Regions from separate parts of the Homo sapiens genome. Here region 1 is linked to region 2. The links are chromatin loops, found by intact Hi-C in ENCODE. Cell type or tissue: mammary epithelial cell. All regions are shown on one strand. Links, peaks and the distances in the headings refer to the core of each region. The heading gives the core; the rest is flanking DNA. Region 1 has its middle 22 kb from the start of MAOA. Region 2 has its middle 73 kb from the start of MAOA.

What was found. A loop is a pair of places that touch in the nucleus more often than their neighbours do. Peaks named below come from ENCODE experiments on the same cell type or tissue, not always from the same donor. Only the 100,000 strongest peaks of a DNase experiment are listed, where the experiment ranks them.
Region 1: it touches region 2 in a loop (2.2-fold over the local background); 4 of 110 quality-filtered maps call a loop at or near these places.

Annotation. Positions count from the first base shown.
Region 1 is chrX:43,629,129-43,639,509 of GRCh38, reverse strand. No RefSeq gene overlaps it. Among named protein-coding and RNA genes, the nearest start is that of MAOA, 22 kb to the left of the region's middle. In mammary epithelial cell, for the core only: no CTCF peak of the experiment used is centred there; a DNase peak (open chromatin) is centred at 5,559; H3K27ac peaks cover 1,560 bases.
Region 2 is chrX:43,577,891-43,588,271 of GRCh38, reverse strand. No RefSeq gene overlaps it. Among named protein-coding and RNA genes, the nearest start is that of MAOA, 73 kb to the left of the region's middle. In mammary epithelial cell, for the core only: no CTCF peak of the experiment used is centred there; DNase peaks (open chromatin) are centred at 4,461, 5,931 and 6,921; H3K27ac peaks cover 4,169 bases.

The sequences.
Region 1 (10,381 bases), core at 1,485-9,484, 51 kb before region 2:
GTACCATTGCACTCCAGCCTGGGCGACAGAGTGACACTCCATCTCAAAACAAACAAACAAACAAAACTTTCCTTTTTCAAACCTATGCTGTCGTTGGTAAATTCTTCTTACCAACCCATGAGCTGACCACTTTTTGATGCTGGGGCTCTGATACCTTGCTCGGCATCTTGGTCGCCCATAGTGAGACTTTACTGGGATTTCTCCTTTCTTTTTTTCCTCCCTGCTTCCCTTGATGATCTGGTTCTTTACTCTCGGGAACTGAAGATCCTTGGCGGAGGCCACTCTTCGGTGAGATCCTGAAGCCCTAGGGAAGGGACACCTGTCTGTCATTGCCTTTAGGGGTGAGGGACTGGCCAGGGATTTTTTCTGTTTTCTGACTGCCAGCTAATCAGCTTAAGTATTCTTTGGTAATTGAGGGTTTCTGGCTGAGGGCACTCCCTGGTGTTACGGGAAGGCCAAGACAAAAGAGTGAATTCCCTATTGCCCGTCAGGATGGCAAGTCCACTTTCACTTAACACTCTGTAAACCGTGACTTGGAAACGAGCAGCAGCAATCTCAACTCTGCGCAGACACACTCTACTGGTTGTGGACCCAATTTTGGATTCACCTTCATCACAAGCACCTCATCCCAAGTTATGGGTGAGTTCTCCTTCACGTTAGGTTTGAGCTGACCACTCAAACAAGGGCACTCTTGGACTGGTCATCCAGGCAAGGGCAGGCCCTATATCCATGGTGGAACATCACTGAATAGAGCAAGCCAATGGAAAAAGGGAGGTCCAAATCCCTCAGGGTTGCCCCAGGGATCTTGTAGTCCTTTACCAAAATCCAATATGGGTTCAATTCATTCTTCAATTCCACTCGACTCGCCCTTGGGTTGCATACTTAAAAACTAGTCCCATTTTGACCCACACACTCTCAAAAAGAAGTGTATGATTTTCTTTTGTAATACAGCTTGGGTTCAATATAAGCTTCCCGATAATTTAAATTGGCCTCTTAATTAAACCAACCCTGGACGGGAACATTATTTTACAACTAGATTCATTTTGCCAGAACCTTGGAAAGGATTCAGAGGTCCCAAATGTTCAGGTCTTTTTGGCTTTATCCCAAAACCCAAAATAACATAAAAATTGTCGCATATGTTTCCAAGGAACTTCCTCCCTCCCTGATTCTATGTCTTAGATGATCCTTCCTTTTGCCTATCACACTCTCCTCAGCCTGCTCCCACTTCACCTACACCCCCTCCATCTGCTAATCAACACCCCTTCCATATCTAGACACTTTATCACTCTCACATACTCACACAGGAGTCACATATACCACTAGTATAGTTTTGTCTCTCCACGAGGTGGCAAATGAAGATTTGGGAACAATTCGAGTTTATGTTCCTTTTCCAGTGTTTGATTTTTTGCAAATTCAATCCAAGTTAGGTTCATTTAGCCAGGATCCCTCTAAGTTCATTCAAGAATTGGGGGCTTTAACTATTGTCTTTCATTTAACCTGGCAAGACATATTTGTGGTATTAACTACTTGCTGCTTCCATGAAGAAAAATCACACATATGGTCTTTAGTTCCAGCTTGGGCAGATGACGCTCATGCTTATAATCCTAATGATGATAGAGCTGGTGCAGAAGCTGTCCCCAACACACAACCCAATTTGCAATACCAGGCTGCTGATGCCAGCCCAAACAGAGGCAGGGGCAGATGAGACTATATGATAAATTGTTTCTTGGAAGGAATGAGAAAGGCTGTAATAAAATCTGTTAATTTTTCTAAATTACAAGAAATCACTCAGGAGCCATCTGACAATCCTGCCCTTTTCCAAGCTAGACTGGTGGAGGCCATGCATAAATATACAAATTTAGACTCCAAAAGCCCTGAGGGCCAATCCATTTTGTCAGGCTTCCCTACACATCAGACGAAAACTCCAAAAGTTAGAGCAAGACCCACAAACTCCCTTTCCTACTTTATTAAATACAGACTTTAGGTTTTTAATAACCAGGAGGAAACACCAAAAATAAAAAAGGCTCAATTAGAGGAGAAAAAAATGCTGTTGCCAAGCTAAATACACGGCAACAGCATTGGCACATTCTTTTTTGTTAGCTAATAACCCCAAGGCTCGTCCCTATAATACTAAAAGAATGGGGGCCTGGCATTGCTGTAGAAATCCAGGACACTGGAGTAAAGAATGTCCCAAACCTCTGGGTTACAAGCTGTCCCCTAGACCCTGTCCTCATTGCAAACAAGAGGGTCATTGGAAGAGTGAGTGCCCCTCTCTCCCTCATGAGAAGGGGGACATCTCTTCCTTCTGTGCTGTCACAGCCACAACCTTGCCAACCTACCCAACAAAGGGATCCTACAGTACAAGGACTAGGGCAAGGGCAAGGGCAAGAACAAGCACCTCTCAGTCTTATTTTAACCCCTGGTACAAAGAGCTTCTCTAGTGCTTGAAAAGATCTCGTTTTAAATGTGACAACTCCGGAAACTAAACAGTAGCTTTGCCAGAATATGGATTCCTTCCTTTGGATTAATAGCAAAACCTTTATGTGAGCCCTCAAGGGAATTGAGGAACTACCTCTATCCTGGACTAATGATATGAAGCATGCTCTAAACACTTTAAGACAAGCTTAAATCTCAGCCCCGACCTTGGCCCTAACAGATTTGACTAAGCCTTTCTTTTTGTATGTACATGAACAAAGGGGAATAGGTTTAAGATTCTTAGCCCAAAATCTGGGGCTCTCTAAGGACCCTATGGCATATTTTTCAAAAACATTAGACCTAGTATCCTAGGGATGGCCCCCCAGCACCCACTTAAAAGCCTCAGCAGTGGAGGACCTCTTAGTCCAAAAAGCTTGAAACTATATTACCTGCCCATCCTGGGCTCTTATGGCTTTGTGGCACTGCTAAGAATTATTTAAACCCTTTTCAAGCTTTGGCACTATACCACCTTGATAATTCTCTCTTCATTATGGTGATTGCACTCTGGGAACAATAGCTCCCATCCAAATTACTGTCTTGAGCATAACTTCCAATCTATAATTCCATTCAAGAAGAAAAAGGGCCCTAGGATTTATTGTGACTGGAGTTGTAGGAAGCATTGCAATTCTTGCCCCTTGGGGAGGTTTTACTTACCATAAAATCACACTACGAGAACTTACTGCCTCCCTTGAAATAGCCTTAGCCAAAGCTAGTGCAAGTCTATCGGTGCTAGAAAAGTCTTTAAACTCACTAGCAGAAATGGTTTTTGAATAGATGAGTTCTAGATTACCTCCAAGCCGAGCAAGGAGAAGTCTGTGCTGTCATCAACAAAATCTGTTGCATCTATATTAATGTGTCTGGAGAAGTGAAAATTAAGGTCCAAGAAATTTTCAAACAAGCCAAATGGCTACACACACTTTCCCAAGGTAACCAAGACTGGCCCAAAACCTTTACTGATTGGTTTCCATAAATCACTTGGCTTCCCCCGTTCTTTGCACCTTTCATCCATATCATTCTTGTTTTAATATTTGGTCCCTGCCTCTTAAACGCTCTTATTAAGTTTATATCTTCCTGATTACAATGATTCCATCTACAGATGACTATGCAATCCCAATACTGGCCTGCAACAGCAACTTCCATTTACAAGGGGATTCTTGATGGAATCCAGTCTTCCCTGTGAACAAGTTTTCATGACTTTCATTCCCTTCATGACAGAGAGCAAGAAAGGGGAAAACACAATGTATCCCCTCAATGCTCCCTTTCAGCAGGAGGTAACCAGACTCGACACCGCTCTTCACTGTGCCATTTTCCCTTTCTTCTTGAGACCCTAAGAGGCAGCAGCTAGACATGAGTATGGGGGAATATGAAGGGTCAAAGATTTGACCAAGATATTTTTCAGGCAGAAAATGAGGAGAGCAAGATCACCTGGTGACCAGCAAGCAGACCATCTAGAGACAAAACTCCTTATCTGAGGAATTCAGAAGTAATTAGACTTCCCTATTATCTAAAGCAGGCATCTGGTTCCAGGTCTCTTTCCCCCAAATTTTTAAGTAACTAGAATTTCTATACATCCCTGGAATGCATGCAAACTGAAACTCCTTGTGCAACCATTGCTGACATTAAGGCACCAAAATGTCTACAAATGTAATCATTTATCATGACCTTTGTGACTAATATACTCCAAATTACCCTTAAGCTCCTGCTTTAAGGTCCATAAATACCCCTGAGGAAAAAAATCCACCATGGCACACTCAGTCCTGTCTTTCTGAGGTGCCCCGTTGCACTCGTCTACAGCATTATTTCTTTCTAATAAAACTTTCCTTTTTCAAACTTATACTGTCATTGGTAAATTCTTCCTACCAACCCATGAGTCGATCACTTTCTGATGCCAGGGCTCTGACACCCCACCTAGCAGTGAGGGGTAATAAATGATTTTCAGGGGAAACGAATGAACCCAAATAACAATGACCTGTGACAGAGTTCCTCCGAGCTCTGGGTGAGGTAGCAGGAAGATGAGGGGCAGAACTTCATTGTGAACAATGGTTGTTTTATTATGCAGATAAAGTTTCCCAGGTAATCTCTTGGAGCTGTCCTCAGAAGAATAGATGAAAAGTCTGTCTGGGCATAGTGACAACTTTTTGTGTTTTTTCGTCCCTGCTGGTTAATTTTTCTTGGTTATTTATTCCTAGGGAGGGAGTCTTAAGACAATTGCATTTTATTTGGAAAGAAGATTTCTTAGTCAGATGAGGAAATTCCAGAAAGATTCTCTCCCTGTGCTAGTCGGGGAAAAACCAGAGAAGGTTAGAAAGTCCTTGGTTTTGAGGTAGCTTCGAAGGCCTTCCGATTTCCTTTAATTCAAAAGTGTTCAGCATGCCCAAGCACTATACTTTGTGGTATTGTTCTCTCCACCCCAACACCACCCCAAAATGTGACTGTAGGAGACCAGAATATGCCACCCCAAAATATAGCTTTTTGGCATAAAGATTATTTTGAGAAATGGCAGACACAGGGGAAACTCTGAAAACAGAGTAGAGGTTATCCTTTTGTAAGGGAAATTTACATCTATAAAGGAAATAATTCATTTATAAGGGTGTCTCCCTCTTTGTATCAGGAGGAGAGGAATGATTCTAAATCAATAAAGACTCTTGTCAATGGAGAAGGAATCAACTTAAATCTGTGTAACAAACCTTATCCTTCTTTACCATGCTTTTCCTTTTCCTAGCTATCTCCCCATAACTGGTCTTCTTCTCTTTCTTTGCTTTAGAGAATGATGATTTTTTAAGCCTGAATTCAAAGCCAACTTTTTGAGATTTACTCATTCTCCCTGAATATATCCCTTGTATACATGAAGCATACATGTTATTAGACTTTGTTTTTCTCCTATTAATTTACCTTTGATACAAGGATCCATCTCAACTAAGAACTACGAAGGATAAAGAGAAAATTGTTTTTCCTCCCCTACATCAGCTCCCCAACTGGACTGCACACTTCCCTAAGACAGGGGCCATCTGTGCCTCATACCAGGAAATGTACTTATATAGGTTAGTACATGTTCACCAGCATCACTGAAGTTATTTCTGAATGACGGTCCACGTAAGCCATTAGTAATGATACCTGACTAATATACATGTCACTGTTGAAATGTCAACACTTCAATTTTTAAAACACTGTTATTTGGTAAATCTGAATAAGATCTGTAGTCAAATTAATTGTATTGTGCCAATGTCAGTTTCCTGGTTTTGACCCTCTACACATTTCTTCACCTGCCCCACCCTCCACCCTCAATATACACACATTCTATGCACTAGTAATAGCAGCACATAATGTCACACCTTTATTTGTGCTGCATCCTGGGCTTCATTCTCTCTATATATAAATTTTTACCTGGATGTTCCCTATTCATTCTTTTAGACTAAATTAACAATTATCTCCTAATGAAGCTGTATCCATCAGTAAATGTTGTGGGTTCCCACTTATTCCAAGTGTCTGCCATTCTAGGCAATCCAATTTCCTTTCCTAACTCCAAATAATCATATACAGGGTCTTTCTTCCCTCCTTTCATCTCTTCTTGTATTCTCTGTTTTTCTCCTCATCTTCTTGCCTGTTTTGTGTTTGTGTTACTTCCAACACTTGCCAGTGTCCACATCAGAACTTTTAGATGGAACCCATCTTTCCGTTTGCATGAATGAAATTAAAAACAAGACCCAAAGTCCATTTTCATTATGTCATCTCAAAGCCATTTGCCAAGAGGATCCAGAGAAGATTTAGGGTGAAACAGCAGTTCCAAAGCAGCCTCAGAGGGGAGATATATTCAATAGGATTATTTCCTTGCTTTGAGGAAAGGCAGATCCAGTAACCCTAACTCATTTAGGGTATCTGTTTCTTGGCACATTAAATCAGGAATGGCAGATCCTCAGGCCTCTAACCTTTATGTTCTCCCCCTCCCTCCAACCCCTTCCTTGGTGTGTCCCTAAGTGAAATGTAAAATTTTTCAATTGGGTTTGTGTTTTAAATACTAATGGATGCTTGGAAAAATGGTCCATGGGTAGAGTTTTATTTAAAAAAGAGATTTGCAGGATAATATGTGTTTTCACATGCATTCCTAACACCTTTTCTGGCCTATGCAATAAGCTGCAATTTGTCAGGAGAATACCTTCTGTGGATTCTAAGGGCTTTTAAATTTTTTATATCCCTTTCTCTTGGGTGGAGAAACTTTGGATTATATTTGGACCAGGATTTTATATGCTCAGTATCTTACTTTGCTCTCCCTTAATCTCTGAGTGTTGTCATTGGTATTTATTTTTTTATTTTTTGAGATGGAGTTTTGCTCTTGTTGCCCAGGCTGGAGTGCAATGGCATGGTCTTGGCTCACTGCAACCTCTGCCTCCTGGGTTCAAGCGATTGTCGTGCCTCAGCCTCCTGAGTAGCTGGGATTAAAGGCGTGCACCACCATGCCTGGCTAATTTTTGTATTTTTGTAGAGACAGAGTTTCACCATGTTGGTCAGGCTGGTCTCGAACTCCTGACCTCAGGTGATCTACCCACCTCGGCCTCCCAAAGTGCTGGGATTACAGACATGAGCCACCGTGCCTGGCCATTGGTATTTTAATCTACACAATTATTGATATAATAATCTAGACTATTTCTATCTATTCTGGGGGTATTTTTACTGTTGGGGCTCAGAAAACAATGCCTAAAATGAAGGCGTTAGAAAGAGGGCAAAAGTTTCTCTCTGACCTTCTGCCCGCATGTCTCAGTCCCATTCTCCTCAAGGCCAGCCATAGAAATTATAATCCCTCTTCCCCAAGCTGGGTCATAGAAACCAGAACCCCTTCCCCACAAAACTTGTCATAAAACCTAAAATTATTATTCTAATGCTCCCTCTGCCTTTCTGTGTAAAAATTGGCCATAAAGAAATTATCTGACCTTCCTTGTTTGTCAGTCATAAGACCCTCATTCCAGAGATGGCCCTGCCCCACACTCAGAAGGAAGGAATGTTGCTCAGAGAGGCCAAGAAAAATCTAGACAAGGAATGTTGCTCAGAGAGGCCAAGAAGATAGACCTTGCTGTGTCTTCCCACACGGTTTATTAACATGAAATAATGCCCTTCTTTTCCAATTATATTTCTACATGGCTGTCCATACTTTGTTGAACCTAGGCATAACAATGGACCATTTCCCCTGTATCTTTGTGTCTTCATTCTGAAGGCTCCTGTGTATGCACATTAACTAAATTTGTATGCCTTTTCTCCTATTAGTCTGCCTCATATCACTTTCAAGCCTCCAGAGAGCCAAGGACCTTGGCCCCTACATCTCATAGCTGGTGAGTTAGTGAATAGAAAGTCACTCAGTGATTGTCCCTTCCACAAGGTTTTTCCAGTTCTAGTCCTACTCCTTATGTAACCCCCAAGCCATTCTTTAAAAAAAACAGGATGTTTAAATTTTATATCCCTTTTCAAAGAAACTTAGTTATCACATTTTTTACAACCTTTGTTCCACTGAATGTTATTCTTTTTTCTTTTTTCTTTTTTTTTTTGAGATGCCCAGGCTGGAGTGCAATGGCAAGATCTTGGCTCACTGCAACCTCTGCCTCCCAGGTTCAAGTGATTCTCCTGCCTCAGCCTCCCTAGTAGCTGGGATTACAGGTGCCCGCCACCACACCCAGCTAATTTTTGTATTTTTGGTAGAGATGGGGTTTCACCATGTTGGTCAGCCTGGTCTCGAACTCCTGACCTCGTGATCCGCCCAGCTCAGCTTCCCAAAGTGCTGGGATTACAGGCGTGAGCCACCCTGCCTGGCCTATTATTTTTTTAAGAGCTTTAATAAAGTCTAATTTACATATAATGAACTGCACATATTTAAAGAGTATAATTTGACACATTTTGGCATTTGTATACATGGCTGAAACCATCACCATATTTAAGAAAATGAACATATTTACCAGCCCCACAAATTTCTTCGAGCTCCTTTGTCATCTCTCTTTCCTGCCTTTCCCTTACACCTATCTCCTAGGCAGCCACTGATCTGCTTGCTGTCACTCTAGTTTGCATTTTCTAGAATTTTATATACACGAGGTCAAACACAACATATTCTTTTTTATCTGTTTTCTTTCACTGAGCATAATTATTTTGAAATGCATCCACATTGTGTGTATCAACAGTTCATTCTGTTTTTATTGCTGATATTGGGTATTTGTGGATATTGGACAATTGCGGATATGCCACAATGTGTTTATCCATTCACCTCCTGATGGATATTTCAATGACTCCGGGTTTTGGTTATTACAAATAGAGCTGCTTGGCCTGGTGCAGTGGCTCACGCCTGTAATCCTAGCACTTTGGGAGGCCGAGGTGGGTGGATCACCTGAGGCCAGGAGTTCAAGACCAGCCTGGCCAATATGGTGAAACTCTGTCTCTACAAAAATACAAAAATTAGCCGGGCATGATGGCGAGTGCTTGTAATCGCAGCTACTTGGGAAGCTGAGGCGGGAGAATAGCTTGAACCTGGGAGGTGGAGATTGCAGTGAGCTGAGATCGTGCCATTGCACACCGGCCTGGGCGACAGAGAAAGACTCTGTCTCAAAAAAAAAAAAAAAAAAGAGCTGCCATGAACATTCGTATACAAGTCTTGTATGGACTTACGCTTTCATTTCTCTTAAATAAATACCTAGAAGTAGAATGGCTAGATCATAATGTAAAAACATGTTTAACTTTAACTTTTTAAGAGATGGCCACACTGTTTTTTAAAGCGATTGCAGTATTTTACATTCCCACCAGCAATCTATGAGAATTCCAGTTCTTCCACATCCTTGCATATTCTGTTATTAAGAGTGTCACTTTGGTGAAACGGATTTGTTATAATTGAACCTAAAGAGGAAAGTTTTTCTCTCCCTCTTTTTTGTTGTTTCTATTTTTTTATTTTTGGTAAAGCAGTGCATATGAATTATCTGTATTTGGGACAAATAATATGGTTCTAACAAACATTAACTGACCTTAAAATCCAGTCTTCTATTAACCCGTTATGGAAAATTACAACCCAATGAGAAGGAATAAGGCAGTAACATTCAAGTATGAAAAATAAGAAAACCATTAACTTTATATGTGCAGTAGCTAAGATATTTTAACACATTAGGAATAATTTTTGCAAAGTTATATGACATGAGGAAAGATGATATATTTCTCACCATATTTTTGGGTTTGAAATTTTTTTAAAGCCCGAAACATTCAAAGCATTTGAAAATTGACACATTTCTTGCTGATATGTATGTGACTTTCCAAGTATTGCTCTGGTAAAGGAATAGACTTGTATGTGTCAAACTCATCCAGGGCAATGAGGTCTAGGAAGTCACAGACCAAGCAATCTAATGAGCATTTCTTCCCTTAAGGACTATTGTTCTAGAAATGCAGAGAAATGCAATATAGTAGAAGTATTTCTGTGTTTCCAGTACCTCACTGTGGATTTTACTCTGGAACATGTGTACAAAATACAAAGCCATTACCTTCACTTCTGGCTGGACACTGCTCAAATAACGTGGGGACTGACCAGTTAATGATGAAGTTCAGCTTGAAGTACAGCTCTTCCTACCAGAGCTAACAACAGCAGGTTGCCATATCCCTGCCAGAATGCCCTTGAGCTTTACTGTTGATGGCTTTATGGGTGAAATGACCTTGAGGCAAAATCTCTTTGGTGGTTAAGTAAAATCTTATTGCATTTACTACAGCAAATACAGTTAAGGCAATGATCCAGGAGTGTTTAAAAGCCCTAAAATTATTGTAAACCACTGCACAGTAGGACAGTGTTTTAACCTGCTACTGTGCTGTGTTCCAGTCAAAGTTTCAGTGAACCATTCTGTCCAATTCCTAGAGAAAACTAATGTGAATGAATCATATCCAACATAAGAATCATCTT
Region 2 (10,381 bases), core at 1,376-9,375:
GGACACAGGAGCTTGTGACTACTTTGCAGACTGGTTTTGATGCTGACTCCCTTACACATTGGTCTGCTTTTCCTTGAGCCCATTACTTACCTATACTGTCTTCTCTCAAACCCTCAAATAACCACCTTGTCCTTTGGGGAGAGTTGCTCTCTAACACTCCTCTGTTGTCCAGTCTTCCTTATTGCAATGGGTCAATAAACCTGACCTTGTTGAACTATAGGTTTGTCCTTGGTGGTTTTAGCCTGTTGAGCTAAGATTGGTGGTCAATAGGTTAGTTGGTTTTCCAGAAAAAAAAAAATTCATTCAGAAAGCACCAGTTTAAGAATCTTTCTCAGGGAAAGAGACCTGAGTCTGTTGGATGTTGCTGTTTCAGGTTGCTTTCTAAGTTGCCTGTCCTCCTGCACAACTGGTTTAATCTCCCAGCTATGAATGAGGAAGAAGTTCTGGCCAGGCGTGGTGGCTCACACCTGTAATCCCAGCACTTTGGGAGGCAGAGGCAGGTGGATCACTTGAGGTCAGGAGTTCGTAGACTAGCCTGGCCAACATGGTGAAACCCCATCTCTACTAAAAATAAAAAAATTAGCTGGGCATGGTGGCACACGCCTGTAGTCCCAGCTACTCAGGAGGCTGAGGCAGGAGAATTGCTTGTGCCCAAGAGGCAGAGGTTGCAGTGAGCCAAGATCACGTCACTGCACTCCAGCCTGGGTGACAGAGCGAGTCTCTGTCTCAAAAAAAAAAAAAAAGTTCTAATACATCTTGACGTAGGTTTATTTGGGAAATGGCATTCTCCAACAAACTTCTCAGTATTGGCTATAACCTGGTAAGGATCTTAAGTAACGAAATGAGTTAAACTTTGGAAGGACAGCTTCACTCACGATATAAAGCCTTTCCTTGGCCACACACTGCTAGGGCTCCATGCCTGTGACTGCTAAAAAGCTAAAGATTACTGTTGGCAATTCCTTTGGTTTTCTCTCTGTTCTGTGTTATTTCTCATCTTATGTCTGCAAACAAACTAAAAAACGTAACTACTTTTCCTATTCATTCTTTAAGTCATTCTAAAAAACCTTGATTCAGACTTTCAATTTTTTCCCACAAGTGACTTCCTCTACCTCTTAAACACCTACATGCTATTTTACACAAGCCTCTTGGAGCAGAGTCTCAGGAAGATAACGCCCAGGTAAACTGCTCTAACTGCATCTGTAACCTTGGATTTTGTCCTTGCTGTGGGTGGGCATTCATTTATTGCCCAAGCCATATTGTTTTCCTCAGTTTTAGTAACAGGTGAACGTCCTTCCTGAGGGCTGGCAAGGCTGGGGTTATCACAGAGGTATAATTTACTGAAGATCTGTGACCTCCAGATTTGAAGGATCAAGAGCAATTAAGGGATGGGCAACACTCTGATCTCAGTCATGTGGCAGAGATTGAATCTCCATTAGCCAAGCCCTGGAATAGCCCCTGCTGCAAGTTACTGTCAACAAACTCAATCTGTTTGGCTTCCCAAAGTGAGTCTCCTTTTGCTATAGCTGCCGGGATCCAGGCTAGTTGTGCTGTTATATAAAGTGTAGAGGCAACTCCCTTGTCCCTGTGTTTGAAGTATTTGTAGAGATAGAGCACTTGGAGTCCTGAATATGAGGAACAGGACACTGTGGGACACATAGACAGGTCTGGTGGCAAAACTGCGAAAATAATGGGTGGATCTTGTAGTAATGCTGATGAGGTTAATAGCTGGAAGGATCCTAATGCCAAAGTCTCAGTAAAGTAAAACAAAATTTTGCTTATCCATGGGTAGCTACACAGGAGTGGTCATGTGGGATATTGCCCTCCCCTCAGCAGGGGCTATCCATCAACAAGTGGCTTATGGTTGCTGCTGGCCTGTTGGACCAAGGTTTGATTCACAAATATGCTCATTCTCTTGAATTACCCATCATGTTGGCTTGGAGACAGGTTTACTCATCCACACTTCTCAGAAGGATGAAATGAGAGCATGAGGATGGGAGATACAATGTAGGGCCTTGCTGGTCAATGTCTACTGGGCCAGGTGCTTCCTAGCAGCAGGGGCAAAAGCTTTCTGAGCCTTGGGTGCCATGGTATAGCAACCCCTGCAGCATGGCATGCCCCCGCTATAAGTGCTAGCATGAACATAGCTGGTTGCAGTTCCCCATCTCCTGTTCAGTGGAGGTAGGTGCAAATGTGTGTGGAGAGGGGAAGGTAGCTGAACTTTAGCCATTCTCAAATCTACTTATTTAGAAGCAGCCATTCTAAAATCTACTTATTTAGAGGTTGAGCAGCCATTGGGCTGGGTCCCAATCTCCCTCACTCCATGTGCAGTAGGTCCTCAAATAATGTCATTTCATTCAACATTATTTTGTTTTAATGTTGATGACAATCACTGATTCTCAGCCAGGGCCACTGTCTGTGTGGAGCCTGCACATTCTTCCCATGTGCGCATGGGTTTTCTCCAGGGACTTCAGTTTCCTTCCACATCCCAAAGCTGTGCATGTGAAGTGAATTGGTGTGTCTACATGGTTTCAGTGTGAGTGGGTGTGTATATGAGTGTGCCCTGTGATGGGATGGCATCCTGTCTACAGTGAGTTCCTCCCTGGTGCCTTCAGCTGCCAGGACAGGCTCTGGTCAACTGATTCCAAACTGGAATAAGCAGGTAAATAATTACCTTGTTTTTGTTAATCTTTCTATGTATGGCTCACATTTATTTCAGTGTTTAATGTTAGAAGTGTTTTGGTCTTTATTTAGAAGTTTGATGTTTTTTGTGACCAGAGGCATGCTGTGGGAACTTAATTCTTGTTTATGTCAATTAGCCTATGGTCAAATTGGTCTTGTTATATGCTGTTTTGCACAAAGTCACAGTTTCTAAGAGTTTATGATGTTAAGAGAAGACTTACTATACTTCTTCCTGGACTTAATAATTGAGCCAGTGCCATTGCCCAGTCATACATATGCATAGAGCACGTCTTGTGATGAAAAATCCCATGGCTTCTCTGTGGGTTACCAGACTTCATGACTAGAGCTATGGGTCTGCTCCACGTTCCCCTTCCTTAGTAAGCTGGGACCTGAAGAATGTTGCTATTCTGTTCCCTATGGACTTCGAGTTCTGCATTTCAATATTTAGTTATAACTGAACAGAACAGCTGGACAAGTGGGTGGGATTGACATGAAATGGTCTAGGATGAAAGCAACATGGGCACTGGAGCATCAGAACAGTTACTGTTTGAGATTATAGGGCCAGTATTTCTGACCTGGTGGTTTCTCTGCAGTGCTAGTCTTTTCAGAGTCAGCTCAGTTGCAGAGCTGCCCTGTCTTCACTGAAGTCCTAGAATCTGTGGGGTTGGCTTCATCTAATCCACTGCTATGAAGAACAGTTAGGCAGTTCCTTAAAATATTAAATATAGAATTATCACATGACCCAGCAACTCTATTATTAGATATATACCAAGAGAATTTAAAATGTGTCTAACAAAACTCTGTAAATAAATGTTCATAGCAGCATTATTCCTAATAGCCAAAAAAGGTAGAAACAACCCAAATGTCCAACTGAATGGGTAAACAAAATCTGACATATCTATACAATGGAATATTACTTGGTGATAAAAGGGACGAACCTTGAAAACATCATGCTAAGTGAAGGAAGCACAAAAGGCCATGTGTTGGATTATTCCATTTCTATGAAATGTTTAGAATAAATCTATAGAAATAAAATAGATTAGTGGTTTTCAGGGGCTGGGAGAAAGGAATGACTACTGATGGGTATGGGAGTTCTTTTAGGGGTGATGGAATGTTTGGAAATCAGATAGGGATGATGGTTGCCCAACCTTGTAAATATACTAAGAAACCACTGAATTGTACAGCAGAAATGGGTTATTCTTTTCATATGTGAATTGTGTCTCAGAGCCATTATTTTTTAAAATCAATAGGTCATCTTTGGCTAGGCCAAGATCTTTGACAGAGTTTTATACTTACAAAAAGATTATGAATCCATGATTGAATTTTGCCTTTAAGGAAAAATGACTTTCTGAAAAAGTTCTGCGGTGTTTCCAGGTGTTGACAACTATCCTTCCTCAAAGAAATGAACTTGCATCTTCATCGTGGTAAGACACTCCCCCCAGCATTGCAGTTATGTAGCTTTCTGTGCCTTCCTAGGAAAATGGTTTACAAGTGTGACTGGTTTTCCTTCAAAAGTTATATTTTAAATGTGGGGTGTTTTCACAGAATAATACGTAAATGCCCCTCATAAAATACCTTGTATGTGCCTTGTATATAGCTTTATTTCCTAACAGTGTGCAAAAAGAGTATAAGAAGAAAAAAAATCACTTGTTATTCATGTTTACCCTGTGCATGACCTACCTACATCATTGTTTAATCTATTAGTAATAACTGTTAAACGTATTATTTGAAGTTACTGCAACTGTTAGATGTGTTTGAACTTGCCTGGTCCACCCTTGTAGTCTATGTACTCTCTGTTATGAAAGTCATGCTGCCTTATGGAGAGTTAAGAGCTCTCATTTGAGAGTTAAGAGCTCTCATTTGAGTGCTAGTTTTGCAACAACTTAATGAGAATGACTTGCCACCTTTAGTGAATAGATTAAAAAAAAAACTGTAGCTGGGCGCAGTGGCTCACACCTGTAATCCCAGCACTTTGGGAGGCTGAGGTGGGTGGATCACCTGAGGGCAGGAGTTGGAGACTAGCCTGGCCAACATGGTGAAACCCCGTCTCTACTAAAAATACAAAAATTAGCTGGGCATGGTGGTGTACACCTGTAGTCCCAGCTACTCGGGAAGCTGAGGCAGGAGAATCACTTGAACCTGGGAGACGGAGGTTGCAGTGAGCTGAGATGGCGCCACTGCACTCCAGCCTGGGTGACAGAACGAGACTCCATCTCAAAAAAAAAAAAAAATGTAGATAGGGAGTACTCGAAAGCAACGTGACTGCCTCGATTACCCATGAAATAACTTTCTCCTTTGTTGTTTAGTAGCTGAATATCTTACTGACGCAGAGTTGAGCGACTACGTTTTACTGTCTGTAGACACAAAGAAAGCAGTCATATAAGATCTGGTGGCCAGTCTATTTACTACCATAGTTTTGAAATAATGATAAGCACAAGTTGTAATTTGAAATCTGCAACAAGGTAATGTGAAATGAAAATAGCTGATTTCTATTGTGACAAATTCACAATTCACAGGTTCTGCTAATGGTGCTGTGGTTTGAATATATTAGCTAAAGGAAGTATTAAATTTAAGTTGGAGGTTACTAAAAATAAAGATAAATGCTTTCTAAATCAAGCTGAAACACCTCGTGGATATTACAGACCCCCAACTTAAGAACCCCTAATGTAATAGATCGCTTATTTTGGCCTGTAGCTCATGGGTCAAGGTGATCTCTACTGTGGTAGCATGTTTCGTAAGGCTAGTTAATCAAACAAGTTATTCTATCCTAGGATCTAATTATAAGTTTTTGAAAGGTCTATGACTTTGGGCAAGATCTCTGACTCTATTACTTCAAAAAACATTTTTTAAGTAATCATAGACTCCTGGGAAGTTGCAAAAATAGAACAGAGAGTCCCATGTACTTTTCATCCATTTCTCCTAATAGTAGCATTGGCATAACTCTAGTACAATGTCAAAACCAGGAAATTGGCATTGGTATTTTGTTTTTTATTTTTATATTGGAATATTGGGATGTCTTGATCTAAGGAAATTAATCACCTAAGTTGAATATCCACTGTTAGCCTCAAGTACTGTTAGTTGCTTCTTACTCTGAAGGAATACTTGGGATTTTATAGCATGGGCCAATCTTCTATCACCTGAGAAGGAACAGGATCCCAAAGTTTGGAGTGTTGTAAGCTGAGGTACCTCATTTCTCAGGAGTCATGCTATGTTCATTTGTCTTGGGCTTGCTCAACCTATTAGGCAATATTTTGTCCTCACCAAAAGGCTTTCTTCTGTTCCCTGCAAGTAGTTTCGTGCTTCAGACAGAGCTCCACAGGGCCTTGGGAAAACCTGCATCACATCCCGAGATATAATATGGAAACGTACTGTTCTAAATGTCTAGTTTTTTTGATGTAAATTCTGGATCCTATGACAGCCTGAGCTGTCATATCCTTGCTCATTTTCATGCTCATATTACTGAGCATGAATAGCCCAGTGAGACTTTTTTTTAACACCTAAGGGTGTACTAGATAATACCCGGCAGTGTATTGAGCAATTTGGTCATGTTTAGAGAATGCATAGACCTCAAGTGCCAGAATACCCTCTACTTCATGCAGTACCGTCACACATTTGTTTTGTATTGCCACAGGTCTTGGTAAATACTTCATATTCCAACATTAAAATACAATATAATAGAGTCTGTTACTAGATGTAATAACTCTTAAGAGGCAGATAACTGTGTTAGTCATCTTTCTCCCTAGCACATGAAAATGACTTGAGGTCTATGGAGCAAGGAACTACATATTAGCAGAAAGCTAGGGTTTGACATTTTTTGTCCCCTAATATATTCCTACTCAACTTCTTAAAGTATGTTCTGTGGCAGTTAGTTTGACCACATTTTCCAGATACTCACCTTCTAGAACCCAGTCTGTGGCCAAGACTATGTCACACCCTCTTAGTGTGGGATATGGCTTTTAACCCAGCTGTAGAAATTCAAGTATGAGGCTTGAAAGGTGTCATATTGGTGGCACTGTAGTCACAGTGTTTGAAAATGGCTGTGTAATTGTGCTATGATTCTTAAATAGAGCACCTGAGCCCACCTAGGACTAGCCCACCAAATGATCCCTAGAAGATGCGGTTAGCCTTTGTTTGGAAGAGTCTCTCCACTGAGTACTCATCCTTCCTCTCCCACTGCTGTATTGGTGTCCAATTTGTGAACCAGCAGCTACCTTGCAAGTTGCCACATGTTGCTTTCAGGTGTTTGATAGTATGCTTTGAACCAGGGCCTTCCATGTGTGTTTCTGTAACTTCTTTGACATGCCTGGAGGCCAAACCCTTCTTGCTGCTACGTTTATTCTCTTTGATATTATCAGTTGTGTTGGCAGAGAGGGGACTACTGACACTGGCCCCTTGTCTCACTTTTGTGAAATCATAGAATACTGAGGCAAGGCTGTGATTGGAATGCAATGTCTGCAATATTCCTGGCTTCCTAGTATCAGGATCACCATTCTCGTGAAGAATGATGACTCTATTGGCTTTGTCCCATATATAAAATTTTATATCACTGTTCTTTCCATAAACTTTGTTTTTAAACATATGACATGATAAAGGACATTATTCAGAGAATAAATGTCCTACCCAAACACGTTATTTTTCTCTTAATTTGTATAACTTTGATTTAAAGGAAATAAAAATTATTACTATTTTTAGCACTCTTCCATCCTAAGTGAAGTTATATGTGAATGTAAGAATTCAGTAACAAGAGCGAGGCATGACGGCACATGCCTGTAGTTCTAGCTACTAGGAAAGCTAAGGCAGGAGAATTGCTTGAGGACAGGAGTTCACAGCAGAAAACATTGTAACCTTTTAAAAAAATTTCAAATAGATCTAGGTCTCAAGGCAGTGATGATCTAACTCATAATAGGGTCGGTAACCTAATTTGCCTACTGATGTTTTAAATGAATCTGATACAAAAAAATCCTTTATAAATAGTGATCAAAAGCAAGACTTCGCTGGGCATGGTGGCTCATGCCTGTAATCCCAGCACTTTGGGAGGCTGAGGCAGGCAGATCACTTGAGTTCAGGAGTTCGAGACCAGCCTGGGCAACATGGTGAAACCCCCGCTTCTACTAAAAATACAAAACTTAGCTGGGCATGATGGCACACGCCTGTAGTCTCAGCTACTCAGGAAAGTGAGGCAGGAGAATCGCTTGAATCTGGGAGGCGGAGGCTGCAGTGAGCTGAGATCATGCCACTGCACTCCAGCCTGGGCGACAGAGCGAGACTCTGTCTCAAAAAAAAAAAAAAAAAAAGCAAGGCTTAGCATATATCCAAGTAGAAAATGTCTAGGCTATAGGTTATCTCTAAAATCTTGGAAGAAATAAAATATAAATCAAGAGTTAGAAAGAGGACTCTACAGACCCAATTTGAAAAACTTGTTAGCAGATTTAGGCAAGTCCATGCATCTCTTAATTTCTGACTCTTAATTTGTTTCCCAAAACTTGGTGGCAGAGAATTTTGGAAATGCAGGAGCTATTACTTTAAATAAGAAAAATGTGTTCCCATTCCATTTCCAGATCCTAATCCATTCCTCTAAATTCTACTAAAAAACAACAAAAACAAACTCTTAAACACCTATAGCAATTCACAAGAGGTTTTTGTATAATAGCATATTAAACTGTGATTCCTAGTTACTTAACAATGAATTCATTAGCTGGGTATGTTTGTTTTCAGGGTTCAACAAATATGAGCTATCTTCCTTCTACATAGCAGCAAACACATAAGCAGTAGAATATTAGACATCATACATGCCAATAAAAAGGCAATACAAAAAGTGTCACTGGTAGAAGAGTTGCCTGAGTAAAGTTTGGTGAGAGGAGTAAGATGTGCAGGACCCGGGCATTATTTCCCAACAGACTTCTTGCCCTTTTCTTGCTCTGCCCTTCCTCATAAAGCTGCGTTCCCTTGGCCTCTACAAAGGTGATTTCTGGCTGGATTTGACCAATAGGAGACAAGGGTCAGAGATCAGATTGGAGGGTGGGGAGAAGTTAGGATCTCTCTCCATCGCCTTCTTAGCCTTAGGTACAGCTTTGGCAATGGTTCCATTCCTTCCTGAAACCCAACTTCTGCTATGTTTCCAGCCTCTTTCAACTCCCCCTGGGCTCTGAGAATTGCTTCTTTCCTTTGACCTTCTAGGTTAAGAATTGTAGTCAGTTCCGGTTTTTCCTCATTTCTACGTTGCCTCACCACTTTTTTTCCTTTCATTTACTCTGTTATTTGTGAACAATTTATTGTGTTAAATTTCACCTGTTGCAAATCCTTGAAGTGGCTTCTGTTTTCCTGTTTGACTGATAGATACACTTGCTGCTTGGTGGGTGAAGATGAGAAAGTGTGAGTCTATGAAGGAGGGAGTGAGATAGTAAATGCCTGCAGTTCAACCACCTCAGAATGAAAGGAATTCATGAACAGTCTCTTGTTTTGATGACATTCAGGCATTGCAAGTAAATGGTTGTAAACAATCATTGAAACCATAGATAAAGCAACTGAAATTGGACAACTGTTTGTATTTCCTTTGCTTGCAGTAACATTGCTCCTGATAACAGGATTGCATTTGTAATTGCATTTTGGAGGATGTTGATTGTTTATCATGGTTACATAGATGTGATTTCTGTTAAAAGTAAATCTTTAAATTTGGCATCAACTATCTGTGCCTCTTTTTTTAATTAATGAAATCACATTAAACAAAGCTTTTCTTCAAATGTTGTTCTACTTATTCAGATGGTGCTGTGGGTTGAATTATGTCCCCCAGAAAAGTATGTTGAAATCCTAACTCCTGGCACCCATGAATTGAATATAGTTGGAAATAGGGTCTTTGAAAATGTAATCAAGTTAAAATGAGACCTCACTGGATTAGGGTGAGTCCTAATCCAATGACTGTTCTTATGAGAGAAGGAAAACACACACACAAAGGAGAATGCCAAGTGATAACAAGAGAGATCAGAGTGATGGGTCTACAAACCAAGTATCAGCAAGGATTGCAGCTAACATCAGAAGACAACAAAACACATGGAACAGATTCTCCCCTAGAACCTTCAGAGACAGCATGATCCTGCTGACATCTCTATTTCAGACTTCTAGCCTCCAGAGCTGTGAGAGAATAAATTTCTGTTGAAAGCCACCCAGTTTGTGGTGCTTTTTTTTTTTTCAGCAGCCTTAGGAAACGAACGGTTTCACTTAACATGGGAAGCATAATGACCATAAATGCAGAACATGCATTTTTCTGGTTTTGTATCAGGTAATAACTGGCCTCATAAAATGGAGGAGATTGTGAAATACTGGTGTTAATTCTTCTTTAAATTATTGGTTGAATTCCCCAGCAAACCATTTGGTCCTGGAGATTTCTTCTTTATAAGCTCTTAAATTATAAATTTGATTTCTTTAATCGTCACACAGCTACTCATATTATCTATTTCCTCTTGATGGAGTTTTAGTAGCTTTTGAGAAATCGATCCATTTCTTCTAAGTTGACAAATTCATGAACAAAAAGTTATTTGTAGTATTTGCTTGTTATCTTTTTGATAGCTGCAAAATTAATATTGATGTCTCTTATTTTATTCCTGATACTTGTGATTGTATCTTTTCTCTATTTATCAGTCTTGTTAGAAGTTTATCAATTCTATTGACTTTTTTCGAAGAGCCAGATTTTTGTTTCACTTGTTTT